7 separate regions of the Mus musculus genome follow, and regions 2, 3, 4, 5, 6 and 7 are each linked to region 1. A link is a loop called in an ENCODE intact Hi-C map of the cell type or tissue named here. Cell type or tissue: left cerebral cortex. All regions are shown on one strand. Region 1 holds the start of Tincr (predicted gene, 20219). Region 2 holds the start of Gm33211 (a long non-coding RNA gene). Region 3 overlaps Gm32822 (a long non-coding RNA gene). Region 4 has its middle 10 kb from the start of Mir6977. Region 5 holds the start of Gm33089 (a long non-coding RNA gene). Region 6 overlaps Kdm4b (lysine (K)-specific demethylase 4B). Region 7 overlaps Ptprs (protein tyrosine phosphatase, receptor type, S).

Region 1 (4,000 bases):
ACAGGAGCATAGTGCTGGCATAGCAGGGACCCGGAGGACACTGGAGGCTATCACTGGAGTATCAGGAATGGCTGTGTATAAATGGGGCACTGAAGGTAGAATAAATAGGAGTCTATAAAAAACAAAAAGAAGGTGGAGTGGGAAAAAAAAAAAACTGATGGTCCTGTGGCAGGAATTCAGGGAGATCTCAGGACATAAGGAACAGGGTGAGCTTGTGGGGGGCTCACACTCAGCAGCCTGGCCTTCAGCACCACAATTCCCCTGTGCTGTTGCAAGCTATCACAGGCCTGGAGCCTCCTCATGTCACCTTTTCTTTGTGGGTCACAGGTTCTGTTCATGTTGGCTTCTGATGACTGTTGGAGAGAGGTCACATGCTCTCCACATTGTGGCTTTGGGACCTCAGGCCTTGGTTCTCTGATCTAGAAAACAGAATGAAGGCAGCCAATTGGGCTGTTTACATCCACTTCAGGGCTAGGCGGCCTTGGATCAAAGATGGGAAGGGTAGGAGGGAAAGAGAGAGGGAGGGAGGGAGGGAGAGAGGGAGGAGGGCAGGGAGGGAAGACCGCCAGGACTGGGACCAAGGAACAGGCCCTACATTATTATTTCTGAACACGCTAAGGCTGTCCGCCTGAAGAAATGAATAGTGATTTGCATGTAATTTGCATGCAATTTGCATAAGGTTTGTTAAATGTCAAAATGCTTTCTCTCGCCCCTCAATACCAGCCTCCCCTCCACTCCCCAGCAGCTCTCCCAGAGGGCCAGCAGCTTCCCCCACAGCTGAACAACAGCCTGGTGGATCTAGAAGGAGACTGGGGAGGCAGAGAGGGACCCACACCCCCAAGGCCTGCATAGTTGCGAATGTCTAGCAACCCTGATTCCAAAGACCATGGTTCAGTTCCCAGCTGCCCTGCTCTGCCTCCTGCAGCCTGTACAACTCTTAATTAAAACATTATTTCCTTCTGGGCTCACAGTGTAGTCCCCCAGCACATGAAGGGGTGGGGGGAAACAGGGACAATGGGGGGCAGGGTCACATAGCACCCAACACTGGAGCTGTGGAGTAGAGCCCCCACAGCACGTGCTGAAATACTCAGACCACTTTGCACACCTATGGGCTCACCAAGACCCCCCTGGATCAGAGTGTCCTCCTGTTCTGTTCGTAGCTGGAGCCCCGTGGGTCCTCCAAAGAAGGAAGTGTGCCTGTTGAGCTTCCCCGAGGAGGCTGTGCTCTGGGGATGGACAGAGGTCGATCCAGGCAGCAGAGGCTCCCAAGGGAGGGTCCTAAGGCCACAGAGCAACCAGAAGGTTCCTTGCCGGGGTTGGGGGGATGGAGGGCTGGACGACAATGTCAGAAGTCACCATCAGGAACACCAGAGGCAGTGGGCATCAGCAGGGCTGGGGAGTTGGCATCTCTCTGGAAGCCCAGCACCTGGATCAGCAAGGGACATGTGGGCCCAGGGATGTCAACCAGCAGTTTCCAAGCTAATGGCCCTTTTTCCCTTCTCCAAATAGCCTGGATCTGGGCTTGGAAGGGAGTGCAGTGGTTGCCCACAATCCTGAGGCCCTTCTGTAGCAGGCACAGTGCTAGGATCCCCCTGGTGGACACCACAGGAATTGCAGGCAAAGCTGCTCCGTTTGTCCTGGTGTCTGTTACAGGAATTGCAGGCAGAGCTCTTGTGGACCCAAGCCCACAAAGCACAGTCAGTTTATGTCTGCATCAAAGTAAAGAGTCCAGAGGAGAGTAGAGAACTTCTCAAAGTCACACAGATGGGGACACCAGTGCTGAGCCAACAGAGGAGATGGAAGGATAAGGCTAATGTGCCCACCTCATGAGGCCCTCAGTTTCCCCACCATCTCTCAGGCCTCCCATGAATGGCTTACCTGAAGTACGACTGGACTCCCAGGAAGAGAGAGATGTGGTGCCTGGGCCAGTTTGCTCCTTCAGCCAGCATCTTGTGTCCCTAAAATCATCGCTCCATCTCCTCCATTTCCTACCTGAGGGGGTGAACATAAAGACAAGCGGTGACGACTAAAGTCTTTCCAGCTAGTCCAGGATCGCTCTGAAGTGTCTTCATACTGGTGGTGATGCACTATACAGCCGGGCCCCACTAGAGACACTGAGGCCAGTGTAGACACAAGGTGTGACGGGCTTGGGATGGGGAGTGCAGTAGTGGCCCAGGGCTGCTCATCCCACCGACCTCTTAGATGAGTGGACAGAAACTGAGAGAGAGATGGAGACACTCGGAGACATGAAGAAACAGATAGGGGCGGTGTGCAGAGAGAGACAGAGACCAGGACACAGATACAGAGAGACGTGCTGAGCCAGAGCCAGATACACAGAAATGAGGGCAGGGAGTCCTCAGAGCCACCGCTGGAGCTCACACCACATATCGACATAGCTAATGGAGCCGAGAGGAAGCAGGCACGGTCACAGAGGTCTTTCTCACCATGTCCCCAAGCCATCACCATCCCACTGGGCCAACCTCCATAAGCCAGAGCTCAAGATCCTACCAGGTTCTAGCCCAAGTCCCAGCCTAGATCCCTGGTCACCTGGTGTCGCTGAGCAGAAGTAATACTGAGCCGTCCTGCAGGCGAGCTTCGCGAACTGTCTGATGGTCAGGCAGAGGCCTAGAGTTGTAGTAGAAGGTTCTGCGCCAAGAGCTTACACCCTGGCCCACTAGCTGTGCGCGCAGGTCACTCAGTGTGTCTCGGGGCCGCACGGTCAGTGGCAGTAGCAATGCCTCGTCGGCTAGGTGTACCTTGATGTGGTAGCGCTTCCAGCGGGACAGCCCTCGCCGCAGCTCCTCCATGGCCATTGCCAGCCTGAGACTCTCTCGCAGGTCAGCACCTGCTAGACCGGCTGAGCCACCTGCCTCCACCCCTCCTAGGCACGCCCTGCTACAGCAGCAGCCCACAGGGGTGGTGACATTGGCTGGCCCAGCCCAGGCCTCCATGACAAACATTTCTCCTGTGCACAGCATACATCAAAGGCCCTGGGGCAAAGAACGCAGCTATACGAAAGCACTGTGGCAGGATGGAGAGCCTGGTGTATTGGAGGAGTGGAGTTGGGTCCTGCTTTTGAAGCAGAAGTGAGGAGGAGAGAAGGGTGGCAAGGAAGGCAGTGTAACCCACCCACCCATTTATTTATTATTCCAGGGAACACTCTAGAACTTCCTCCCTAATCTGTATCTGTACTTGTTTTGTGTCTGTGGGCTCCAAAGAAACCTCAATCTTGGGCCTTTGCCCTCTATGGCCATCAAGTTAGGAACAGGGTCTAAGTAGGGGAGACAGACGTCTAGGTTTGGCCTGGAAGTTCACGTGCACTGGAGGTGGGGCTCCAGGGGATGGGTAAGAGTTCAACATTCCCAGTTGCCCACATTCACCACCCACTCAGTTCAGCAAGTGCTTGATGAGGAGAGAAGCGAGTTCCAGCCTCCCGATCCTTACAGCCATTTCTGGGAGCCAGCCGCCTCTCCAGCACACTTCCGAAAGCACGCCTTTTCCCTCCCCGATGCTCTCACTGCCCCACTGGATAGAGCAGTTTGTCCTCTGCACTTGGCCTCTGACACACAAACTCTGGGCATTTGTCACCAGCAACAATGCAGTAGTCACTGTGTGGCCTCTAACCCTGTCATCTCCTGCCACAGCCTCTCCTCCCCTTACCTCAGTGTCTCTGCCTGTCTACTGGGGTCTTGTAAAAAGACATTGTTGTTACAAGGCCCTGACTTACACTTACCCAGGAATGGGAATGCTGAGAGAACATTCTAGGTGTTAACTTTGACTCCGCAAAGAAAAACAAACTGAACGTTCTAAAAATTTAGCCCAGTGACATCTTGGTGGTGCAAACCTTTAATCCCAGCATTTGGGAGGCAGAGGCAGGCAGATTCCTGTGAGGTCAGCTTTATCAAAGAGAGATCATGACCCCTGTTACTCCCAAAAAAGACAGGTAAGAGAATATATAGGAAAAAATATATCTCAGTGTGCTGTGTAGGGTGACATTAAT
Region 2 (4,000 bases), 51 kb before region 1:
CTACTCACCCATCCATCCAACCATCAATGATCCATATATCCAGCCATCCAATCATCCATCCATTCACTCATCCATCCACCCATCCATCTATTCACCCATTATCCATCCATCCATCCATTTGCACCTCCCCTTATTGGAGGCACCTCCCCTTGTTGGAGGTGGATGGATGTCCATTCATCCATCCACTTCCCACCCCACTCCCAACACACATTGCTGTTACTGGGAAACCTTCCAACATGCCCACCTTCTCCTCTGTACACACAGTAAGAGTCTTCCCTGCCTCCATCTATGTCTTCCTCTCCTTACTCCTCCTTTATTTACTGGTAATCTGCTCGCTCAGAAGCTTAGCTCTGCTATTAGGATCATGCATCTGACTCTGACCTGTCAGTACACAGTTAGCCACAACACTCCCTCCAACTCACAGTCTCCTTCGGAGTGTCTCCTGGGTATCATGGACCTAATGCCAGTACAGTTCCTTTTTCTCAATCTGACACCAGATCCTCTTTGTGTCTTCATGTCATGATGGCCCTATAAAAAGAAGCCCCCAATCTCCTGTCCTACCCTACACCCTAGGTTTCACTCACAGTGCACCTCGAAGGCTGGTGTATTGCTCAGACAGCCTCTTCATCAGTCTCCTGATAGTCTTCAGGCATCCACACAGCAGGAAGGATTGATCCATCTTGAGTAAATCCTGACCTTTCACTTGCCCTATCCCTTGTGCCCTCAACCGAAAGCCCACACTTCTTTCCACCCTGCCTCTACTCACCCCTTCACCTAATGCCTCCTCATCCTTAATTGTCACTCTCCAAGGAAACCTCACACCCATCATGACTAACAGCAATCATGAGTATGGAGTGACCTGTACAGTGCAAAAGTTGCCCAGCCTGGAATTTTGCAATCCAGACAATGCTGTGGTAACAAAATGTTCCAGAATTCCAGTTAGATGGGACTGGTCTCTCTATTTCCTGGTGTTCTCATACCACAAGCTCCATCTCCTCCTCCATAACTTTCTCCATCTCCTCCATCTCCTCCCCCATCTCCTCCTCCATCTCCTCCTCCATCTCCTCCCCAATCTCCTCCCTATTTCCTCCTCCATCTCCTCCATCTCCTCTTCCATCTCCTCCTCCATCTCCTCCCCAATATCCTCCCTATTTCCTCCTCCATCTCCTCCATCTCCTCTTCCATCTCCTCCTCCATCCCCTCCCCCATCTCCTCCCTGATCTCCTCCCCCATCTGCTCCTCCATCCCCGCCATGTCCTCCTCCATCTCCTCTCCCATCTGCTCCTCCATCCCCTCCCCCATCTCCTCCCTGATCTCCTCTCCCATCTCCTCCTCCATCCCCTCCCCCATCTGCTCCTCCATCCCCTCCCCCATCTCCTCCCTGATCTCCTCCCCCATCTGCTCCTCCATCCCCCCCATGTCCTCCTCCATCTCCTCTTCCATCTCCTCCTCCATCCCCTCCCCCATCTCCTCCCTGATCTCCTCCCCCATCTGCTCCTCCATCCCCCCCATGTCCTCCTCCATCTCCTCTCCCATCTGCTCCTCCATCTCCTCTTGAATCCTTTCCTTCTTCCTCTCTAACCTTCAGTAAGGACTCAATATTTGGAATGAAGAGATAGATGGCTGTGGGAAATAGAGACTTCTTTGTGCTGCAGACATCTGGGAGAGGCTAGGCTAGTCAGTGTAGTCCAATCATTGAGGAAAAGGTTGGAGCATGAACACTCCATCTGTCCCTGTCAGAAGGTCCCCACAAAGGATCTTCACTTGAGTTCCATGTCCATGCTGTGGAGAAGTCTCCTCTGCCCTGCTCTTCTCAGCTCAAGCTGCATCTCCCGAGGAAGGCAACACTTGTACTGTATATTAATTGCCTGTTTCTTTCTTTCCTTCTTTTTTCTGTTTTCATTCATTTTTAACTTAAGATGCTGTCTGCAATGTGTGAGTGAGTGTATGTTTAAAAGCTTTCTCATTTGGAGATCAGGCCAAATAGCTTTTTTGAAGATAGTCTGCCGAGTGCCTAAAACAGTGAAATTTCCACAGGCTGCCTCACACTCCTGCCCTCGCCCATCACCAGAGCGCTGCAGAGGGAAAACAAATGCAGTGATTGGATACGCTATAGCCACCGCTGAAAGGCAGGGAAAACCCCCTTCCTCTTTGTCAAGGGCTGGAGTCTGGCTGGAGGGAGCTCAGGCGAGCCCTGGCAGTGCTGAGCAAGCACTGGATGAGGGCCAGCTCTGTGCTGTGTTGCCTAGCTGTGCAGGAGGACAGAGCAAGAGTTGTCTTTATGTGTTTGAACATGAGTACTGCTCCCGCAGAGGCCAGAAGGGGGCGTCGAGTTCCCTGGAGATGGAGTTGCAGACGTTTGTGTGTAGCCATATAGGTGTTGTGAATCAAACTGGGTGCTCTGCAAGAGCAAGGATGGTTGACATCTTTAACCCCAGCACTTGGGAGGCAGAGACAGGCAGATCTCTGAGTTTGAGGATCCCTGGTCTCTATAGTGAGTTCCAGGACAGCCAGGGCTACACAGAGAGTCTACACAGAGTCTCATATTTTAAAAACTAAGCTAAAGAAAGAGGAAGCTGGGATGGGGAGCTGTTTCCAAGGGCAAAATAAGGGATGCTGGGAAGTCTAGCTGTGTGTAGAGAGGGAAAAAAGGGTGGGTTGTAAGGTTCCCTGGCAAGAGTTAGGGGCTCATATCCAGTCAATGTTGAAGGAACCATTGTCACACAGAAATGCAGAGGGGACAACTCATGATGTCATTTAAGGGATGGAGAATGGCTTCACAGGCTACGAAATTTCAAGAATGTGAGGAAGCCGGGCATGGTGGAACACACCTTTAATCCCCGCACTTGGAAGGCAGAAGCAGGCGGCTTTCTGAGTACAAGGCCAGCCTGGTCTACAAAGTGAGTTCCAGGACAGCCAGGGCTATACAGAGAAACCCTGTCTCAAAAAACAAAAAAACCAAAAAAAAACAAAAAAAAAAAAACAAAAAAAAAAAACAAAAAAAGAGTGTGAGGGACGGAAGAGGGCACCTGAGGTTCACCTCTAGCCTCACAAGCATGTGGATCCACACACAGAGGGGGAAAGGTCATCCAAGGAGATGAATCTGTATGTGTCAAGTCCTGGGGACTAGCGCACACAACTTGATGTGTGGAAAGGAGAGAAACAGAGGGAAAGAGGAGAAGCTGAAGTGGTCTAGGAGCCATTAGAGCAGCATCTTCGAGTCCCCAGGCAGAAATAGGGAGCCGTGGACAGCACTGTAGCAGAGGTTCTCAACTGGTGGGTCGTGACCCCATGGGGACTGGATGACCATTGCACCCGGGTCACCTAAGACCATTGGAAAACACATTTACATGAGCATTCATGCTGTAACAAAAAAAAATGTTATGAAGTAGCAACGAATATAATTTTATGGTTGGAGGTCACCAGAACATGAGGAGCTATACTCAAGGGTCGCAGCTTTACTAAGGTAGAGAACTATGGTATACAACCAGCACTGAGTGGCATTTGTTAAAAACATCATCTTGACATAGAGTTATTACATGAACCAACTGTTCTCTTTTAGGTGTTGACCGACAGTGGTGGAATGCAGCTGTTGTAACAGATGTGTCCCAGTATTCAGAGTAGTAAACAGCTGGAAGCAGCTGACGCACAGATGACTGCGTGAGCATGATGTGGCCCATTATACAGCGGAATATTATTCAGCCGCGAAAAAAAAGTCAGAAGATGAGACATCTGATACAATGTGGATGAGCCATGTGGGCATTGCACTCAGAGGCTGAGGCTGCTGGGTCACAAAATATAGTGTTTGGAGCTGTTTGAATGAGAACAGCCTCTATGGGCTCATATATTTTTAATTATCAGTTAGTGGAACTGTTTGGGAAGGATTGGACCCTTTGGCCTTGTTGGAGGAGGTGTGTCACTGGGGTGGGCTTGGATGGTTTAAAAGCCCACAGCAGGTTCAGTGTCTCTGCCTGGTACCTGCAGCTGAGCATGCAAAGCT
Region 3 (4,000 bases), 74 kb before region 1:
GTAAACCGCGGGTCTGAGAGTCTGGAAGCTTCCAGTGGCCATTCATCCCCTCTCAGATCCCCGCTGTGTTAAATGCCATTTACACAGAAGTAACAAAACAGAACAATCGGCCTGCAGCTGACAGAGCATAGACAGGCAACAATATATCAACCCAAAGCCGGTTATGTGTTCAGCCACTTAGGGCGGCCATCGCTACCTCTGCTTCAGTCACAGCAGACTCCTGCTCCTCCTTTGCCCCTACTCCTCCCACACAGGTTCCGGCCTGCCCCAGGGCCCTGGTACATGCTGGTCCTCAGCCTAGTGAGATGTTCCTTTCGCTGCTCAGAGACGACCATTCCCAGAACCACTTCCTGGCAGACTGTTCCCAATATTGTGCTGAAGAGGTATTCTCACAGTCAGAAATGCTATGACCCTCCGTTTGCTTCTCATGACGCAGGCTCCTTGCTCGGGTTGTGCCTCGATGTCCTGTCTCTGTGTGGCAACAGCTGATGACTTAGGGCTGTAGGAAGAGTGAGGTGAGTCATCCTACCAATCACCGCAATTGGTGGAGCCTAGAATTCCCCAAGAGAGGCTTGGGGGCGTGGCTCAGGCCGCAAGGTCGGGGTCACCGCTTAACTTTGCACAATGATTTCAGCATATTCTAACTGTTGTTGCACCCAGCCCCCTAAGGGGAGGTACTGAGCAGTGACCATATTTGAGCAGACCAGCAGAACCGGTCTTCTCTGAGGGGGCTGTGTTGGATCCAGGGCGGGACCCAGTGGGCTCTAAACTTCTGGTTTTTCTGCCCAGCCTGGCACACACACGGAGGGCAGTATGACTCATTGTTGGGTGAAAAGTTCGCTCTGGAACATTCCTTCCCTCCTGAGTCTGTGGGGCTCGAGGGGCTCTCCCCAGATGCCCACGCTCTTCTTGGCAACTTCCAGTACCTGGTTATTATTTCCTGTTTTTCTCTTCTCTCTCTCTCTCTCTCTCTCTCTCTCTCTCTCTCTCTCTCTCCTTTCTTTCTTTCTTTCTTTCTTTCTTTCTTTCTTTCTTTCTTTCTTTCAATTCCAGTGGAGTGCCCAGTGTTCACAAAAGGCTTCTTCTAGCCGATTAGGGATTCTGTGATTGGAGCTCATGCCGCCAGGAGGCAGAGACATGGGAATGAGGGGCTTAAGATCAACCTCGACTGTAGAATGAACTTAAGGTCAGCCTGAGGTAAAGAATTTTTTTTCCTCAATATAAACATACCAGAGTGGCTCGAGTGCCATCATAGGACAGAAACTCCAGCCCATGTCTACAATCACAATTCAAAGCCTTTGCTGTCATGGGTGACTGGTACAGGATGGGAAGGCCACAGTCTGTGATTCAAGGGTGCCCAGAAAGTGCAGCCCCAACACCCCTGTCACAGCAGGAGAAACTGAGGCTGCCAGACAAGAGGCATTGTGGGGCTCTGGGATATGTTTAGGATTTGTTTGTTTGATTGTTTGCAACAGAGTTACACTAAGCAAGGTTGACCTCAAATTTTCCACCTTCTTGTCTCATTTTCCTGAATGCTGAAATGACTGGTGTGCACCATCATACAAGCTCTGGGCTAAGCTTGCTCTCCATTGACAAACGCCTGTGTTGTTAGAAAAGGCCTGGGACGGGACAGAACCCAAGCAGGAGGAGCCCAGAAACCTTTGTGGCTGCAGCAGTTCCCGGGAGGAGGGAGCAGGAGGGGTGGGGCAGAGTGGGCTGCAGGAAGGGCTTGTGCTGTGGAGGAACGTGGGAGTTATGGAGGGCAATATGGAGAAAGCGGACCCTGTGTTCACTGCTGCCCTCTGGTGGTAGCTACAGTAGCTGGCACGTGAATGAGCTGCCTGCAACCCCAAAGCTGGACTCAATGATTACAGACAGTCTCTGTTCCACCCCACAACCCCCTATTCCTGGCACACTGTCCTCCAAGGATCTAGCTATGGTTGGTGTTCTGTGCAACAAAACAGGCACAGGGAGGTTAAAGACCAGTCTGGTGTCACATGGCATAGGCGGGAGTGGAAACCCAGTTTCTGTATGCTGGATAGAGTTTAGGGAAGCCTGGACGAGATGGGGGCTTGGTCTTGAGATGGGGTCCTCTTTGCCCTGGCATGAAAGGTTCCTGAGAAGAAGCAAGTGGAGTCCCCGAGCTCCTAGACTGACTGGACTTGCATGCTCCTGCTCCCGGGGCCCGAAGTCTTGCTCCTGGTGCATAGGGGCCGTGACAGGTTTGGGCCCCTCGAAGCCTTACACAGTTTTAATTCTTATTTCTCTGAAAGAAGGACCCTGGAGCCCCGCACACAGTTTTCTCACCCATTGTCCTCTGGCTATTCTTCCTGTGCTTCACTGTGACCCTACTCACCCATGTCCCCAGGTCAGCCTAGGGCTAATCTTAGATACCTCCCCTTGTTGGGACATAAAGACCCGATGTGGGACAAACATGTGGTTCCTGGAACAGAATGTTCAAAGGCCCTGGGGCTGAAGAACATAGGTCTCCAGAAAGCAGAGTTGAAGGGCCCTCTGTGGGAAGGAGGGAGTGAGACACACCCTTGTGCCCTCCATTGTTAGATTGTCATCGACTTGATCAGCTGAGGGGGCAGCAAGGGCTTCTCCAGTCAGCACATGTCATCTGCTCAGCACCCTCAGATTCAAACTTGGGAGTCAAGTGACAGTGGAAAAGCAAAAGGGAAAATTATTTTTAAATCCTCACTTCTCAGGAGGAGAAAGGGACACGCCATTCCAACTTGGTGGGGGTTGGGGAGTGCCCGGGTATAAAGATGGACACTTCCTGTCCTCAAAGCTGCCTACACTGGGTCCTCCACACTGGTGGGAGTTCAAGGCTCCATGCCAGCGCTGGATAGAGGCTCTGCAGGCCACAGGCTACCCTTTCCTCAAAGGTCACATCAAGGTCATGCTTGGTCCATATAGGTTCCTCCCTGAATCCTGCATTTTAGTTTTGTTGTTTCTTTGGGGGTGGGGGAGGCATCACTCCATATGTAGCTTACAAAGAAAGTTCTGAAAGACTCAGGGACAAGCTGATATATCTGAGACCATGTCTCATTAAAAAATAAATATGCTGGGGTGGGGGGTGGGGTGGGGGGTGCTGACACAAGCCTTTAATCCCAGTACTCAGGAGGCAGAGGCAATTGGATCTCTGAGTTCAAGGCTATCCTGGTCTACAGAGTTCCAGGACACCAGGGCTATACACACACACAACAGAGCAAAGCAAAGCAAAACAAAACAAAACCAACAAAAATATTATGAGCATCAGTCTCAGAGCTGCAGGAAAAGAAATTTTAGAGTCTACTAGTGCTGTCTGCTTATTGGGTCCTGGAAAGAGCTCGGTTGTTGATTAGTGATGTCTGCCATGAATCAACTAGAACATAGGGGTCTGTGTGTTACTATGTGTGCTCCCCAGGGTCAAGAGGCAGTTTCTGTTCATAGAAACCACTTTGCCACCTCCAAGGAGAGCATTAAAAGAGTTGTTGGCTGTCCTTGTCTGTACAGGTAAGTGTGGAGCTTCCTGGGACCCTATGATTGCTGGTTAAGTTGCTTCCTGTCTCTGACCCTTGTTTTTTTTCTTCTAAGAAAGGACTGAGAAGCCTTGCCAGTCTGGGGTTATTGGTGGTTTGCTGTGCCTGCTCCAGGCTCCTGTGTAGAGCTCAAATCAATTCATTTGCAGCTCCAGCCCCAGGGCTGAGGCCAACTCTGCTCTGGAGATCTCAGATCCCCTCAGCCACATCACACAGCTGCGTTCTGCCCTCCTCTCCCCACGTCCACACTTGGTGACAGCCTGTGAGAGATGGAGGTGGAGGGGTCCTGGGCGGCTGTCCACACACCTGCCCTCCACTCACTGCCCCTTGCCTGGATGGCCCCTGCCTGTGCCTGGTCACACTCCAGTGGTTGGCCCTGTGTCCCACCGCAGCGTTTATGTCTGCAGGTGGCTGAGACAGCACTGCCTGCTTCAGCACTTGGCAGAGACCTGCGTGAGGCAGAGGGAGAAGGG
Region 4 (4,000 bases), 140 kb before region 1:
CGCCTGGTCCCCAGTTGAGCTGAAGTCTTGAACCCCAGTGGAACCCGGTGGTGGTAATTTCCACTTACATGGAATGGAAGGCGTTTGATCATGTCTCCTGGACCCCTGGCTCCTGTTACCACCCCCACAGCCCTGTTGAAGTTACCACCCCCACAGCCCCCACAAGAGAAGCGTGTGGCTAATAGTCATGTAGACAATATCCCAGGCTTCTGGCCTTCTGGCTAGACTCTTCCCCACAGTTTCCTAGCAACAGCAAGATAACAAGCCCATTATAAGAGGGGCTGTTTGGCCCCTCCTCACCCTCTTACTCTCTAAGCTTTTACCTTTCTCTCTCTGAGCCTTTACCTTTCTTACTCTCTCACTCTCTTTCCCTTCTCCCTTCTTTCCTCTTGGCCACAGCCGGTCTCTCTCTCTTTTTACCTTTTCTCTTTCCCCCTGCCTTTCTACAATAAAGCTCTAAAACCATAGACTGTCTCTGTTCATCAAGGCCCAGACTAAAGACAATCTGCATGGGAACCACCCAGCGCCCCTCTTTCCCCCTGCCCTCTCTTCCTGTATCTCCTGGGCCAAGTGCCACCCCGGGGCCCCTATTCTGTTTTCAGCTCCTCTGCCGTGTCCAGCGTGAAATGCCAGAGACTGAGAACCTGGTACCGGGTGCTGCTCCTTGTCCACCCCCTGCCGTGTGGGGTCAGTGGCTTCACACAGCCAGATGCCCACCAGGGGCCATGTGGAAAGCATCCAGCAGTCCTCCTGCCAGAGCACCGGAACTCTAGCTGGACCCAGGCTCTCTCCCTCCCCCCTCTTCCCCTACACCCACGGCCCCACACTAGTTCTGTGTCTATCTGGCCTTGTGTCTGTCTGGACCCACAGCAAAGAAGATGCAGGTTATGACAAGAGATTGCACTGCAGAGGTTCGAGCCCAGGGTCTCAGAACCTGGCTCACAGCAGAAAAGGCACCCGGGCATGGCACTGTGCACTAGAACTGCAGTTCTGGAGACACAAGTGTCCTCTGGGCTCATTAGCCAGACAGCCTGACCTAATTGACCAGCACCAGGTTCAGTGAAACCCTGAGTCCAAAAGCAGGGTGGGGAGCAACTGAGGGAGACACTCAACAGTGACCTCTACACACACAGACAGGCACACATGTGCACAGAGCCTCTCAGCACTGAGACCAGGCAGGCGGCTGCACTGAGGCCTCGGAGCTGGCAACCCACAGGCTGGAGGGCACGACTTTACCCCCAACACTCAGGAGGCAGAGGCAGGCCCATTTCTGGGTTCAAAGCCAGCCTGGTCTACAGAGTTCCAGGACAGCCAGGGCTACACAGAGAAACCCTGTCTCAAAAATATGAAACAAAACACCACCAACAAAACAATGCAACTATATTTGTGGCTGTAGGTAGCCATATAGATCACACAGGTCACTCTCCTGTCCCCAGCACAGCATGTAAACTGAGCATGGTGACCCCAGGTGTCCTGCTTCAGTAATGTGTATATGGGAAACCTCTGCCATGTCAAACATAGATTATTAAAAACAAGCAAACAAACTATCTGAACAAGGCAAGAGTCAGGATCACAGCCTGACCCAGGAACTTTAGTCAGGGCGTGAGCTCGCTAGCCCCATGGTCAATAAGAAGCCCAACTGTCATTGTTCCATCCCCATTTCACAGAGTGACAACTTGCCCGACCACAGCCCCAGCCCCCCTCACTGGAGGATTCTAGGTGGGGACCCACCATGACCATGCCCCCAGCCCTACTAGGGGATTCTAGGTAGGGAATCCTCACTGGGGGGATTGTGGGTAGGGTTTTGTCATTGAACCACTCCCTTAAATATTAGGGACTATGTGTAGAAATTCTCAGGCCAGGAATCCCACTGATGTCCAGGGTCTTGAAAGGTAATATCCACATATTAGTCTAAAGCAGTAGGTTATGAAATAATTTGTTATCCACCATTAGGTAATGAATTCCCTGCAGTTATTTTTCCTAAAATATAAGGTTGTGACATTTTCTGTTTGAGTGTAACTGTGGACAGTTTTTGTCACTAGTTACCCTTGTCCCACATTTAATAGCATCTTCTTGCTTTAGAAAATCTCAGTGGAGTCCTGACTGACACGTGCCCTTTATTTGCTGATAAGTTTGACTAATGCATGCTGCCGAGTGATTACAACAAAATGAGACAGGACATTTTTTCTAGAGGTCGACATTCAGTGCATTTCCAGGCAGCGTTCCTGCAGTTGGTGGTTCCAGGACTTCATACTGGTTCACTGCTGCTCAGGATGACACGTGGGCTCCACCGTGAGTGCTGGCTGTGGGGAGTCTGTCTACCTTACCAAGTGATGAGCAAGCAGCCGTAATGTCACGCATGCAACCAAGGGCTTTGGGGATCATTTGGGGATGTTTTATTTATGCCCTTGTTCTGATGGGTGATGTGACAAGACCAAGAATCATCAGGGAGATGAGGGTCCATGAGGAGCTTCACATTGGGATATCTGAGCTGGGAAGAGCCAGGCTAACCTCCCCAGTCATCCCCCCCCCTCTCTCTGTCTCCTCCCCTCCCCCTCTTGTTTCTCGAGGCAGGATTTCTCCGTGCATTCCTGAAGCTTTTCTAAAGGAAGCTCCCACAACAGCAGCACAGGGACCAGAGGCCCCTTGTGATCCCGGGGAAGCCATGAGCAGGGCGCAGTGGTTTTTGTTGATGGGACTGGACAGTGACTCAGAGAGGGGACAGGATGGGGTGCAAACGGACATCTGATATATCGTCTGCCTCAACAGCTGTCTGCTAAAAGCTGCAATAGCACATATTGATGAGGACATAATCATCCTAATTAAAAGCTAATAATGAGGAGTTAATTGCCTTTAAAAGACCAAGTGAGGACAGCGGGGATTTATCTGTCTCCCTCCCTCCCTCCCAGCGAAGGCTGATATGTGAGGGCTAATTACTTGAATCAAATATTACAGAGAACTAACCATCCTTGTGTGCTGTTTGGCCAAGGAATGAAAAGGTGTCTGCAAGGGCTCCAGGCTATAGAGGCCTTGAGGCTGTGTTCCTTTAGCCCTGACCAGACCTCCAGCCCCTCCCTGGGGTTTCAAGGCAGGGCTCCACCCTGACCACGCCTCTAGGATCTCCACCTCTTAAAGAGCACCTTACCTGGTCCGGTGTCTGGGTTCTCTTACCCCGACCTCCTGTCCTTAGCCATGTGCTTTCGTTCCCAAGGCTTGTTTTATTCCGGACTTCACCTCTAATTGACGCTAAGACTCCAGCCTCAAGGCTGCGCAGCCACAACCTGTCAGTTTATCCCACCCCTCCACTCTACAGCCTGGGGCCCTTGCAGACACATTTTCATTCCTTGGCCAAACAGCACACCAGGATTGGTTTTCTGTAATATTTGATTCAAGTAATTAGCCCTCACATGTTAGACTCCCGTATTTACTATCTACTTGGGCTAATTGTTACATTTCCCCAAAGACAAAATTGTTGGTTAAAGAGTATCTCAGTGTAGCTGGTCCTCTGGCCAAATAAGGGAGGGCTACTGACTGGGGTGTGTGTGTGTGTGTGTGTGTGTGTGTGTGTGTGTGTGACTGGGGTGTGTGTGTGTGTTACAGTCAACCTGCTGGTCCTCTGGCCAAATAAGGGAGGGCTACTGACTGGGGTGTATGTGTGTGTGTGTGTGTGTGTGTGACTGGGGTATGTGTGTGTATGTGTGTGTTACAGTCAACCTGCTGGTCCTCTGGCCAAATAAGGGAGGGCTACTGACTGGGGTGTGTGTGTGTGTGTGTGTGTGTGTGTGTGTGTGTGTGTGTGTGTGTTACAGTCAACCTGTACAAGATGATAGAGGGAGGGTATTTCTGAAAAATCTTTTAAAAATTTAGTTTAAAAAAATTTGTGTCTGTGTAGAGGTATATTACATAGGAAAGCCACTACTACCCTAGGAAACCAGGGATGTCAGATGCCTGGAGAAAGTCCCAGGTGCCGTGAGCCTCCTGGTGGGTGCTGGGAACCAAA
Region 5 (4,000 bases), 66 kb before region 1:
GATAAAAATAGAATCTTTGTAATCGGTTAAATGGTGCCGAGGAAGGTGGGGCTGTGCAGGGATGGGGACACCAGTTTGGGGGTGGTTCCTGCAAGGGCAAGGGGAGGCCCGCTGGGGAATAAGGAAGTCCCACATGGTCCCAGAAGTCTTCCGCAGCTCTGCAGAAGCCTAGGGGGCTAGGCTAGAAGCAAGGGGGCGTTTCCAGAATTTTCTCCTCCACAAAAGGTAAGGAGGGTGTGAGATTTGCTAGGTAGAGGGAGGCAGGCTACTCATCCTGGGTCCTGTGTCTCCAGAACCACCCATGACTCCCATTCTTCTCCCCGTGTGACTTCCTTCTGGGTTCCCACCTCAGAACGCAAGTTCTTGCATTTGGAATGAAACTCATCAGGGCAGCCTGGCCTTCTTTCACTTCCAGGAACCCCTTCACCACACACAGCAGCACCCAGGACCCAGCAGGCCCAAAGCCTTCAGATGAATCCGAGCCCCACCACCATTTGTTTTTATAAATAAAGTTTTATCGACTATCGACACTCAACCCTGTTGTTTGCAGCCAGTGTCTGCTTTCAAAGACCCTCATAGATCAGGGGTGAGGTGGGGAATTCTAGGAACATCTTTGTTTCTAGTCAGCCTCTTTGTCCATGGAACCTAGGACAGATGGGAGTGAGATGTGGCTGCCAGGTCACAGTCCTCGAAAGCCCTTACCTGGCACTGTGCCCTGAGGCTGGTGATATTTGCGTCTATCAATCTCTACCATCCGTTAACCGGCCTAGTGAAGCGATTAGCGTGTACATTTTACATGGTCCCATTCTATATTCCTTCACAGGGGAAGCATTGTAACTGTCACCCCACACGTTAGGACCTCATTATATATACTCAGTGGTCACCTGGCAGGTGTGATCACCTGGCCAAGCGATCATCAGGTTCCGACAGCCTCTAAGCAGCACCCAAGCCGCCATGAGCACCGTGAGAGCAGAAAGTCACAGCCCTGTCTTCAGAGGACACTGTCCAGATGAGATGTGCACTCCAGAGCCGCAAATCCTGGTTGCACAGTATAACCGTGCACAGAAAGTCACGTTCTGCTGGCTGTGGCGCCTGGAAGCAGGGCACTGCAGCCTAGAACTCACTATTAGACCAAGCTGGCCTTGAACTCAGAGACCCACCTGCCTTGGTTTATTTTGACACAGTGTCTCTCACTCATCAGGCCTGTGAGGCCCAGGCACCTTCCTGTCTCCTCTGCAGGTTTGATACCCCAGACACCAGCTACACCAGACAGCATGCACGTGGGTTCTGGGGATCGGAATTCAGTTCCTCTTGCTTTCTCTGCAAGACCTTTAACCCCAGATCCATCTCCCCGGTGTCAAGGTTGCACCAACTGGGAATCCATGAAGGAATCTGAGAGAAGCATGTTCTAGAAATTTCTTCAGAGGAGAGGGAGAGCAAGCACCCACGAGCAGGATGCCCTGGGGATCTGAAGATGTTTTTGTTACACAGGCTGTCACAGCCTGACTGACAGCTACACATCACAACAAACAGTCCACGCTCCCACAGAGGTTGGTCTCCTCCTGCTGGATTCAGAAGCAAAGCCAAGTGGGAAGACCTTTACTCTCCTGGTTTGTCAAGCTCTGTTCTGTGGACACATTTCAGAGCTCTTCAGCTGGGCAGGAGCCATTGTGCCGTGGCTGCTCAGCATAAGAGGTTCCAGTAGGTTCTGTGGTAAGTCTTGGCAAAAAAACAAAAAACAAACAAACAAAAAACGTAGAGCAAATATAGCTGGATAGACGGGGAGGGTCTGGGGTGATGTGTGTCCCCTGTCTTGGGGCATTTGCACTGCTGTTGAATTCTCCCCAGCTCATTTCACCCTGCTCACTTTCTGTCTGTCCCCCACAGCCGCTGCCAGACTTTCCTGCTGTTTTCTTCTTTGTCTGATTGCTGGGACCTTGTCTCATATACATTTGGTACTCAATACCTGAATGAATCAAAGGCAGAGGGAGAAGGGTTGCTGAGGTTTTGGGGCCAGGTATCCCCCCTCCCCTTTCTGAGGGCTTTTCTGTCTAGTGTGGGTGGTGTCCACTGGGCTGAGACAACCTCCTGCCGGGGTTGCTGTGCTGGCATGGCCTGACATTTGTTACCGGGATGGAACATCTGGACCGTGTGTGGTTGGCAGCTGGTAAGGAGCCACAGCGGCAGGCAGCCAAGCCAAGCGATGACGTCTCCGCTGTGGCACGCCCCCATGATCAGGCAGAGCCCCCTTCCACGCTGCCCGCCCCCCTGCCCCCCTTCCCCCCCGCCCCCCCCCCCCCCGCCCCCAGTCCGGGCTACAGGGCCACTGTGGACAGCTCAGCCTGGATCGGATCACCTCGAGAGTCTAGCGCCCTCTGGTGTGGTTTGGACATGTTAGATATAGCCTGGGCCTTTGCACAGCTTCATGGCTGAGCCACACCCTGGCCTCCTTGACCTTGTTTTGGGGGACAAAGTCTGGCTAAGTAGTCCAGGCTAGCCCTGACCCAGGTTCCTCCCCCAACCCCCGACTCCTGTGCCCCAAGTGAAGGCTCTAGAAGCAGGAAGGCCACGTGAAGGCCCAGACTCTTCCTTAGAGGTTTTGTGGTGTTAGGGAGAGCGGTTGAGGCTCTCCCAGACGAATCCTCCCACGAAGCAGCTTTATCCGGTCCCTGGGCCTCCTGGGAGCCAAGGAGTTAAAGCCAGAATTCCCATCCAGACCCGGAGAAAGGAGCCCAGGCCCTAGCTATGACCCTGCTGCTGACCTCTGCTGGCAGCGGGCTCAGCCAATGAAGAAGCATAGCGGGTGCCGAGGAAACGGTTGCCATGACACCAGAAGCCGCTGGTCTCTGGAAAGGCTGGTCTGAGGGTGAGGGGCTGGGGAAGAGGGGTTGCTTGCTGAGTAACCATGGCAACTCTGCAGCCTCAGGGCACCCGGGTGCTCACACCCATTCCCCCTAGAATACCCAGAAAAGGGCGATCTCTGCCTTGACTCAGACTGGGAAACTGAGGTTCATGAACACCTGTCACTTCCTTCTGCCTACTCTGGGTTACAGTCTTGGAATAAAAACCCACACTTGGTGTGTGACAATGTCAGGAAGTCCCTGGCAGGGAGAGGGTGGGGATGGATTTAGAAGACCAAATTTATGGACCCTGGGGGATTAGCTGGAGTAACCCTGGAAGGCTTCCTAGCAGAAGCACCTTTATAAACCTCCCCAAGTGCTGTGAGGCCCCAGCCAGGGCCACCCTGGCACCCACTGATTCCTCCTCAAGGATTCTCTAGCCAGGTGATTGTGCATGCCTTGGGAGACAGAGGTAGGGGAATCTCTGTGAGTTCAAGGCCAGCCTGGGGAATACAAAGTAAAATCCTGTGTCAAACTAACTAAATGCTAAAACTTGCTAATGACCACTCCAGTCCTCTCCTGCACAATCAGACAGGTCATTTAATTCCAGGACAACCTCTGGTCTGCTCATCTGTCTCCTCCTGGCTGTGTTAACCATCCTTTCCCCTTATCACAGCAGCAAGAGCCGCAAGCCCTAGTCACCTCCTGTGTCTGCCCCAGCCCAGGCCTGGCAAGGTGGCAGGAAAGGCACCAGACCTGGGGGAAGAGCATGTTCAAAGGCTCTGAGAACAAGGTGAGACACAAGGGGGACTTACATGCCTAATGGCAGCACACAGACAGGGGTTAGGGGTACTGGGACACCCTATGGGGCGTCCCCTCTCCAACCTCTTTCCAGAGTCACCTTTGTAGTAAAGTCATGTGGGTGTCTTCTCCTCTTGATCCTCACCTCTGTCTCCTTAGGCTGTGACCCAAGACTGACCCAGAGTGACAATGACATGAAGATCAAGGTGCTGGAGGGCAGAGACTCTGCAGCTAACAGTATGCAAAGCTCTTACAGAGACTCTGAGTTCAGAGTCCCAGCACTCGTGCTGGGCTGCTCACAACCGCCTGAGACTGGAGCTCTGGCCTTCACATACCTGCCTCACAGACTGTAAAAATAA
Region 6 (4,000 bases), 190 kb before region 1:
TGGACTCAAAGCTCTGTCCTGTGGGGCTTGGCTCTCCAGCCATCGCAACCACTTGGTCCAGACACACAGAAGCTAGCAAGGGACAATTGTGTTATTCCTGGCCCAGTACCCCTTGCTGCCTTGTCATTGGGCCCTTGGCCTCACTCTGGCCACAGCTGCTCTGTCACCCTAATGCCATGGTTCTGGCCTTCCGCTTGTTGAGACTGCTGTACATCTCAGCCACCACTGCAGCCAGATAAGTAACTGAGGCTTGTGACGTGCCTGAGCTTGAACTGGGGCATTGGGCCCCTGGCATGCAAGATGAGCCCTGTGTCATTAGCCACCACGATGCTCTGATGATGACGGGCAATTTCAGGGAATCTGGTGCACACGGCAGGGTGCAGCTCTGAGTCACAGCCTGTGCCCATTAGCTCGATGAGCCGTCCTGCTTTGTCCTTTCCACAACCAGGCCTGCCGAAGACTTGGCTGTGGCAGGCCCTGCCTCGCAGCTGTGTTCCCAGGATCTGAGGGTCAGAGCAGCCAGCACACCATTTGCATGTTGGGGCTCATACAGGGTCCCACTTGACTCTCCCCTGCCTTTCTGTCTTCACTTAAAGAGTTTGCTTCTGGGCTGCAGAGCTCTGTAAGCAATGCTGAGCAGGAAGCCTTCTGTATTCTTTGCCTGAATCAGGGCTGTTAGCCTGCAGCAGTTTGTGAGGAGCCCCTCCCCACCCCACAGACTTGGGGAATTGGAGCTGAGTTGGGCTCTTGAGCCAAACGGTGAGCTGGGGTGGTGGCCCGTAGCTCTTTCTCTTTGGTTTTTATATGGCCTACTTTTTTTGGTTGGGGATTCCTCTCCCTTCCACCACCCTTTTCCTCCCCCTCTCTGTCTCCTTTCTTCTCTCCTTTCTTCCTCTCTCCTCTGTCTTCCTCTCCCTGCCCCCTCCCCTCCCTTTTTGTCTTCCTCTTCCTCTCTCTGTCTACTTCTTTTACTTTCTGTCTTCTTCCTCCTCTTTGTCCTCTTCCTCCTTGTCTCTGTCCTCTTCCTCCCTCTTCCTGTTCCTCCCTCTTTTACCTGATAGTGCAGGTGGATCTGTCTATGGTGAGCCAGCACTGCAGCTTTCCCAGGAGTGGACCATGCGCTATGCAGAGTTTTCAGTGTCTTACACAGTCCTCCTAGCTCCTCTGGGCAGCCTGTTATCTGACTTCCCACTTTCCTTCTTGCTCGCTGGCCTTGGTGATGTGGAGTATAGTGTCTGTGGTCCCTCCATCACAGACTGGCCATGCTAATGCTGACCTTGACTGTGTGGCTCAGGTCGTCTCCTGGGTATTCTCTCCCAGCAGGGCATTCTTTAATGTCTGCCACACTGTACTTTGAGGTGAAATAAACTCTAAAATTAAATGTTTTAATTCTCAGAGAAGTCAAGAGAGGAAGAAGCAGGGTGGCCCTGTGCTAGGCCGACAGTTGGACCCAACACTGTCTCTTTTTCAGGGTGCCTGGTTCCTTTCCTTCTTCCTGGAGAGGAATCACAGATGGAGCGTGGGCTCTGTGGTATCTGTGTGCCTGGGGCTCTGTGGCTCAGAAGTGGAGTGTATGAACCCTTTGGGCTCTCTAGGCAGCCTACAGTAGCCCCTTGCCTTCAGGCTGTGTGGGAACACCCTTGCTTTCTGCAGCCCTGACCTTGGAGGGGCCATCTCCTGATGAGGCCAGACTCACCCCAATGAGTTTTTAATAATGACTTATTTTTATTTTATGTGCATTGGTGTTTTGCCTGCATATGTGTCTGTCCAATCCCTGGAACTGGAGTGAGCTGTCATATGGGTGCTGGGAATTGAATCTAGGTACTTTGGAAGATTAGCCAGTGCTCTTAACTACTGGGCCATCTCTTTATCCCTGAGCCACTGAATTCTTTGCAGGCTCCCGGTAGGCCATGGAACCCCCTCTTTCTTACTGTGGAACGAAGGATGGGGGCCTAGGTGTGTGTTCATGTGTACTCTCCATGTGTGCGGTGAACTGCTGTGCTCTGCAGGAGCCCTTGAAGTCCCATTGCCCTCTCTGCACACAGTGCTGCTGTCCTGGCTTGAGGACTTGAGCTACCCCATTTGTCTTTGAACTCCATACACTCCATGTCCCTGGGCTGCGTGGCCTGGGAAAGGCCATTGCTGAACTTTGTATAAACGGTTCAGTCTTCTCTCCAACCATATGTAAAAGCTTGATTGGCATACTTCCTGTTGGGAATTCACCTTTGCAGGCTGTCTCAGGCTCAGTCACCTGCTGGTGACTTTTGGGATGTCCACATATAGGTCACACCTCTTTCAGGTGGACAGACCTCAGAGAGACCTGGGTGACCACAGGCCTGCTGTCCATGCTGCCTACCATGCAGGCCACAGTGTATAGCACATAGGTCCTGGAAGTGTCTCCTGTCTCCACCCATATTCTCTTTGTTCTGAGCAGCCCCCCTCCTTGTTCTCAGAGGACCTGCCCCTAATTCTTTGTTTTTAAGTTTGAACACAGTGATTGGGCAGAATCCTGAGCCTGGCTTAGGAGACCACTGACACAGGGTTACTGCATCAGACTGTGAGTCCAGGCTGATGGCTGTGTACAGGACTCCTGTTGTCTGGGACATGGTCCAGGGTATTGGAAGCCTCTGCATGTCCACAGCTCCAAGTCCAAAATGGTGCCTTTTCTGTACCCCACTCATGTCCACCACTAGGCCCTTACTAGCTCTGCACCATCACCAGGACCTGCCTCTCGGATTCTCTCCTGTGAACCTTTCCCAGACTTTGGGCAGTGCAGAGTAGGTGACATTTAAGTTTTGGTCTTTGTCCTTCACTAAAAATCCATGGGGGTGGGGGTGGGGGTGGGGGTGGGGTGGGGGTGGGGCCCCACACCTCATCTGAGCATGCAGCCTCTGCCTCATCTGAGATTGTTGGACACAAATGTGACAGTGTCTAACCTCTTCCCTGGGTCCCCAGGGAGATGTGACAGTCACAGATATCCATCCACCCCTCCCCGGCTACCCAGACACTGTTCTTCCCCATACCACCAGCTTCCCTGTGGGTGGTTGGTCCTCCTATCTCTGAGGCTCTGTGTTCTCCAAGCTAGCTCTCTTGATCCCCTGTGTGTTTCAATAAAAATGTCATTACTAGAAGCCATTGACACCGCTGGTGTGTGACACCAAATTCTACCGCCCATTGTCCCAGAAAACGATCCATTAGAGATAAAGCCAGTGGCTCAATAGTCTCCATCCTGGGAGCAGCCTCTCCCATTCTGGCTGCTGCTATCTTTGCTGCAGTTTGTATTGTCTGTCCCACCTGCACAAGCGATAAGACGCTAAGACGCTAAGACGTGGGGATTCCCTGGTGGGAATGGGCAGACCTCACTCAGTGCCAGCCAGGTCAGGTGGTTCCTTACTGGAAATCCCTTTTGGGTTAGGCAAACTGAAGCTCTTTTTGTGGGAGTGATCAAATTGGGGTACATAGAAGCCTGGTCCCTCATATGGAGCTGCTCACAGCCCCATGTGTCTTTCCCATGTGTGTCACATCCTCTCCATTGGGTGGGCAGTGGGTGTTGACAGTCTGTTTGCCAGCCTGCCTCTGATGCCTGGGTTCAAGGGCACCTTCATTTAACACCTGTCTGTCCAGGTTTTGCTCTGACCTGTGGAATCCCTCCTTTTGAGACTCAGCTGCAGAGGCCTCCTGCTTGGTCACACCAGGAAGTCACCTGCAGTCCCATATGCTCTCTTTCCAAGGTCTCCCAGGCTGTGGCCAGGGCTGTGGGAGCCACCATCACTTGCTCTTTGCCAGTGGTATGACCATAGGCCTCAATGAGACCCTGTGGGAGGGAGTGTGTCTACCATTCTTGTCTGCATTCCTGTTGCTGGGGACACAGAACAGGTGTCTCTTGGACCTGACACAGTGTTGGTTTCCTTCTGAGTGCCTTACTTTAGATCCCGGGTATTTCTTGTAGCCCTGTGCTCTGAGTCCCTTCTGCTGTTGGGAGTCTCCATGTGCTGGGACT
Region 7 (4,000 bases), 130 kb before region 1:
CAGTTCTTAGCTATCTGCCTTCTGCCTACTTCATGGCGTGCCAGATCTCAGTGTCCTGTGCATCCCTCAAAGCCCACGTGATCTTACGCCCTTTCCCCGCCTCCCAGGAAGCCCCTTGAGGTCCTCACTGCAGACTCCTAGCTAGGCCTCCCCGCTAGCCTGAAGCACAGACCAGAATCTTTTCGGGGGCTAAAGGTCGCCCAGTGAAGGGTCAGGCTTTATGGGGACAGTCGCATGAGGCAGGTTCACGTGACCCTTATCTCAGTAAGTGTGCAAATGGGGTCACAGAAGGGATGTGTGGCTCGATGCAGTCACATAGTGGGTTGACAGCTACAGGGACAGGTATGGGGGGAGGGGGGTTAGCATACTGCACGGTCACAGGACTCTGGCCATCAGGCAGGTAGACCACGATGAAACCGTCATTGTCGGGCTTCGGGGCGACGCTAGGCTTGCCACTGAGCATGTTAAAGGCGGTCCTGGCAGTGACCGTCTGCTGCAGGCCCCCCAGGCTGCTGCCACGGTTGGTGAGCACGAAATTATAGAAGGTGTGTGGCTTGAGGTGTGTGATCAGCTTCTTGGTCGTGCGGCCGTCCACATCCAGGGTGAGCCCATTGTACTGAATCTGTAGGCAGAGCTGGCTCAGCAAGAAATGGGCCGGGGCCTAGCAACCCCAGCAGAGCTGCAACCTCAGGCTGCCTGTCCTGGACCAATCCTGACTGAGCCTCACTTCTGGATGAACCATCTGACTGAACCTAAACCCAAACTTAGCTCCTGAGTTCTAATTCAGTACAGAGCTGACTGAGCTCCAGTCCAAAAATAACCTTCAGGTCCAACTAAGCCTTGATCCCTGATTGACCTTCAAACATGGCAAAGCCCTGGAGTTAGGCTCAGGAACAACTGACTGTTCGAGGAGGTCCCTTAACTCTAGCTTCTGACCAAGACTGAACAACATACTAAATCCTGGCTTTGGCCAGAACCCCAGCTCTGAGTGCCAGTCCTGACTAGGCTTCAACTTGACTGAGCCTTGATCCCAGGTTCAGTAGCAACCCTGACAGACCCTGATCCAGCTGTGATTAATCGTAGACTGCGCCTCAATCTCAGACTAAACTGTGAAATCTAAGTATCATCGAATCCTGATCTGGGGTGGCCTTGACTGTGCCCAATCTCCCTCAGGCTCCCAGATTTTACCTCCCGCCCCGCCCCTTCCTCCACTGTTGTAGTACCTTGTAGGGTGTGGGTGAGTTATAGTTGTCGGGGAACTCCCAGCTCAGCAGCACTGAAGTCTTCATGATCATCTTCACCTTGAAGTTCTTTGGGGAGACTGAGGGCGGCGGCAAGCAGGGAGAGAGAGAAAGATGGCCCAGTAAGAACCGGGCGCTGGCTAAGGGGCGCGTGGGGCGGCCCCTGTTGTCCCTGTGGTCCGCTGTGCCCTCGGCCTTCCTGCCTGGCCCGGCCCTGCCTGCCCTGTCCCCAGTGCCTGCTGCTGCTGCTGCAGAGACGGCGCGGCTGCGGAGAAAAGCGGGAGGGGCGTAGCAATGGGCGTGGCCTCCAAGCCGCATCCCACCTGTGCCTGCCGACCGACCGACTGGAGCCTCGGGCGCCTGGGCTGAGTCTGGAGGCCGAGACTTACCTGTGGGGAGGGGCGGGCCGGGGCCCGGGGCGGCGCCTACCTGGGTCCCGCGCGAGCCTGTAGCGCAGCGGGGGTGAGAAGGGGCCCGGGCCGCGACGCGTGTGTGCGCGCACGCGTAACTCGTAGGCCGTCTCCGGCCGCAGCCCTCGCAGCGTGAGCGCTGTCTCGGCCCCCGGCTGGGCGGCCGCCGCCAGCTCCGTCTCGGTCGCGGGCCCAGGGGCGCCGGCCTCCCGCACGGACACCGTGTACTTGATGATGGCGCCGTTGCGCTCGGCGGGCACGGGTGGCAGCCAGCGCAGTAGCACGGAGCCCGCGGACACGTTGCCCGCGGCGCCCAAGATCTGCGGGAAGCCGCGCGGAGCGTCCTCGGGGATGCTCAGCGCTGCCGCGGCCTCCTCGCCCAACCCCGCGCGGCCCCGCGCTGCCAGCCGGAACACATAGGTGGCGCCCTTGTGTGCAGGCGCCGCGAACCGCCGCTCCCACGCAGCCAGCTCCAACGTGGCCGGGGCCGCGTCTTCGCGCCCAAACTGCAGGCGGTAGCCAAGCACCGGGTCCTCGGCCGCGTCCGCGGGGGGCTCCCAGCGCGCCAGCAGGCTGCCCTCGGGGGTCTGCTGCACCGACAGGGTGGGGCGGCCCAGCACTGTGGAGGGAGAAACAGCTGCCCTGCCACGTTTCTCCAAACCCCAAAGGCAGCCCCTCACTGAGGGATTTCTGCGCAGGGACCCACCCTTGACCACACTCCCAGTCCTTAAGGTCTAGTTTTTAAAGGTACATTTTAGGAAGGACTTCCTTTAAGCAAAGACTTGGATTCCCTGTGAGGCACATGGACCTATTTTGGGCTACCTTTAAGCTTGACTCCCACTTTGCAGCTGAGAGGAGACAGCCAAATGAGTATAGTGTCTGGTGAGAGGGAGTGACTTGGGCAGAGATGGATATCAGGGCCAGCAGTGCCTGGCCTCTGGAACCTCTGAAAAGGGCCCATGTCTTTCCTGTTTTGGGTCCACCTGGCTGGTGCGTCTTAAAACCACTCTGGCTTGAGAATCATGGGAAATGCTCTTGGCCTTGTGGAGCCAGAGGCTGTGCAGTGGATAGGTATCTACCTGCTCCCTTGGTCACCACCACCTTCGGTTTGCTGCGAGCGCCATCGCCTTTCATGGTATACGCGGCTACTGTGATAGAGTAAGCAGTCTCAGGCTGGAGGTTCGTTATCACCATTTCCTGTGGGTGGGATGGGTGGGCACGGTCAGCAATGGTGCCAGCCCTGCTCACCTTCTCCCCTAAGAAAGTCACAAGAGATGATGCCTCCAGTCCACAGGCAACATGCTGGTGAGCTCATGCACAGGCTGCAACATGCAGTGTCCACACTCCTGTCAGAAACACACAAGCTGGGCACACAGCCACCACCAGGTCCCCTGCTCCTATACCCAGGGCAATAGCCATCAGAGAGCATCCCGATCAGAATCATTCCTCCAAGGCGCCCACCTTCTCTGGAGTCAGGTCAATTCTCTATAGTCCACCAGACCCTGCTCATCTGCTGCCCCGCTCTCCTTCCTCCCTCTCTGCTTCTCAAAGGCACTGCACTCCAGCTACAGGGGGGTCCTGGGTGTTTCTCTAACATCCCAGGCCCCATCCTACCCCAGGGCTTGGCTTCCCCCTGAACCCACTGGATTATCAGAGCTGCCCACAACCAACTTGAGAAATTCAACAGTTAACCCTATCTGGAATCTGAAAGCCAGTTATGAAACAGCCATCTAATGTTAAGATGCAAGCTGCAAACTTAAAATGGAATAACTCTGAGAAGAGAGGCAGGATGGAGAGGTGCGGGCCACGACTCAAGCCAGCCCTGAAATTCTAAGGTGAAGATTGGGGTGTCAGGCTAATCCTGTCTCCGATCAAATCCCGAAGCAATAAGCCTCTGCCTTCCTACTGTGCTGACCACCCCATGCTTGGTGCTTGCCCCTATACAGGTAATAGTGTGACTCCATGTTGGGGCACAGTTTGTTTACACTGTACCCCAGGCAGCAGATGTTCAAGCACACTAGGTCCTGATGCCCACCTGGGTGGCTCTGGTCAACACACACAACACACACACGCACGCACGCACGCACGCACGCACGCGCGCGCGCGCTCGTGCCTGGCAGTACAGAAATTCTCAGGAACACAGGAGTGGAGGGAGGAGACAGAAACAGGCAGGAAAGAAAGAGGGTCTCCCTTTGGGGCATGAAACCCCTGTAGGGCACAGGCCAGGTTAGTGGCAACTCTGGACCTTGTACAGAGCCTCTGTGTCTCCTGTCAAACGGACTCAGAGCAGCAGAGAGACAGGCAGTGTCTTGCTTGAGGACACAGTGCAAATTCACCCTGCTCTAGAGC

Evidence for each region. Peaks named below come from ENCODE experiments on the same cell type or tissue, not always from the same donor. Only the 100,000 strongest peaks of a DNase experiment are listed, where the experiment ranks them.
Region 2: a loop joins it to region 1, with 2.5 times the contacts of the local background. A loop is called at or near these places in 13 of 42 quality-filtered maps.
Region 3: it touches region 1 in a loop (2.6-fold over the local background); 9 of 42 quality-filtered maps call a loop at or near these places.
Region 4: it touches region 1 in a loop (3-fold over the local background); 16 of 42 quality-filtered maps call a loop at or near these places.
Region 5: it touches region 1 in a loop (3-fold over the local background); 12 of 42 quality-filtered maps call a loop at or near these places.
Region 6: a loop joins it to region 1, with 6 times the contacts of the local background. A loop is called at or near these places in 37 of 42 quality-filtered maps.
Region 7: a loop joins it to region 1, with 3 times the contacts of the local background. A loop is called at or near these places in 14 of 42 quality-filtered maps.

What each region holds. Positions count from the first base shown.
Region 1 is chr17:56,551,571-56,555,570 of GRCm38, forward strand. Tincr (predicted gene, 20219) reads right to left here and starts at 2,817. Exons shown (of 4, transcript NR_130128.1): 1 at 2,548-2,817; 2 at 1,879-1,992; 3 at 1,118-1,426; 4 at 1-419. In left cerebral cortex, a CTCF peak has its summit at 1,626 (motif pointing left); DNase peaks (open chromatin) are centred at 727 and 1,588; H3K27ac peaks cover 1,246 bases.
Region 2 is chr17:56,500,515-56,504,514 of GRCm38, forward strand. Gm33211 (a long non-coding RNA gene) reads right to left here and starts at 1,201. Exons shown (of 2, transcript XR_385665.2): 1 at 585-1,201. In left cerebral cortex, a CTCF peak has its summit at 2,318 (motif pointing right); a DNase peak (open chromatin) is centred at 2,148; H3K27ac peaks cover 774 bases.
Region 3 is chr17:56,477,817-56,481,816 of GRCm38, forward strand. It overlaps Gm32822 (a long non-coding RNA gene), which reads left to right. Exons shown (of 4, transcript XR_385656.4): 2 at 1-515; 3 at 3,413-3,501; 4 at 3,587-4,000. Among named protein-coding and RNA genes, the nearest start is that of Ptprs, 3.3 kb to the left of the region's middle. In left cerebral cortex, a CTCF peak has its summit at 1,806 (motif pointing left); a DNase peak (open chromatin) is centred at 1,786.
Region 4 is chr17:56,406,873-56,410,872 of GRCm38, forward strand. No RefSeq gene overlaps it. Among named protein-coding and RNA genes, the nearest start is that of Mir6977, 10 kb to the right of the region's middle. In left cerebral cortex, no CTCF peak of the experiment used is centred here; DNase peaks (open chromatin) are centred at 994 and 2,276; H3K27ac peaks cover 2,381 bases.
Region 5 is chr17:56,485,428-56,489,427 of GRCm38, forward strand. Gm33089 (a long non-coding RNA gene) reads left to right here and starts at 146. Exons shown (of 4, transcript XR_876888.1): 1 at 146-225; 2 at 1,240-1,713; 3 at 3,517-3,633; 4 at 3,801-4,000. In left cerebral cortex, a CTCF peak has its summit at 2,395 (motif pointing left); DNase peaks (open chromatin) are centred at 2,392 and 2,807.
Region 6 is chr17:56,360,225-56,364,224 of GRCm38, forward strand. All of the region lies in intron 5 of Kdm4b (lysine (K)-specific demethylase 4B), which reads left to right. Among named protein-coding and RNA genes, the nearest start is that of Gm32715, 26 kb to the right of the region's middle. In left cerebral cortex, a CTCF peak has its summit at 2,266; DNase peaks (open chromatin) are centred at 388 and 1,533; H3K27ac peaks cover 3,799 bases.
Region 7 is chr17:56,423,657-56,427,656 of GRCm38, forward strand. It overlaps Ptprs (protein tyrosine phosphatase, receptor type, S), which reads right to left. Exons shown (of 33, transcript NM_011218.2): 13 at 2,731-2,848; 14 at 1,671-2,270; 15 at 1,224-1,321; 16 at 369-622. Among named protein-coding and RNA genes, the nearest start is that of Mir6977, 6.7 kb to the left of the region's middle. In left cerebral cortex, a CTCF peak has its summit at 2,072; DNase peaks (open chromatin) are centred at 1,434, 2,080 and 2,496; H3K4me3 peaks cover 746 bases; H3K27ac peaks cover 2,417 bases.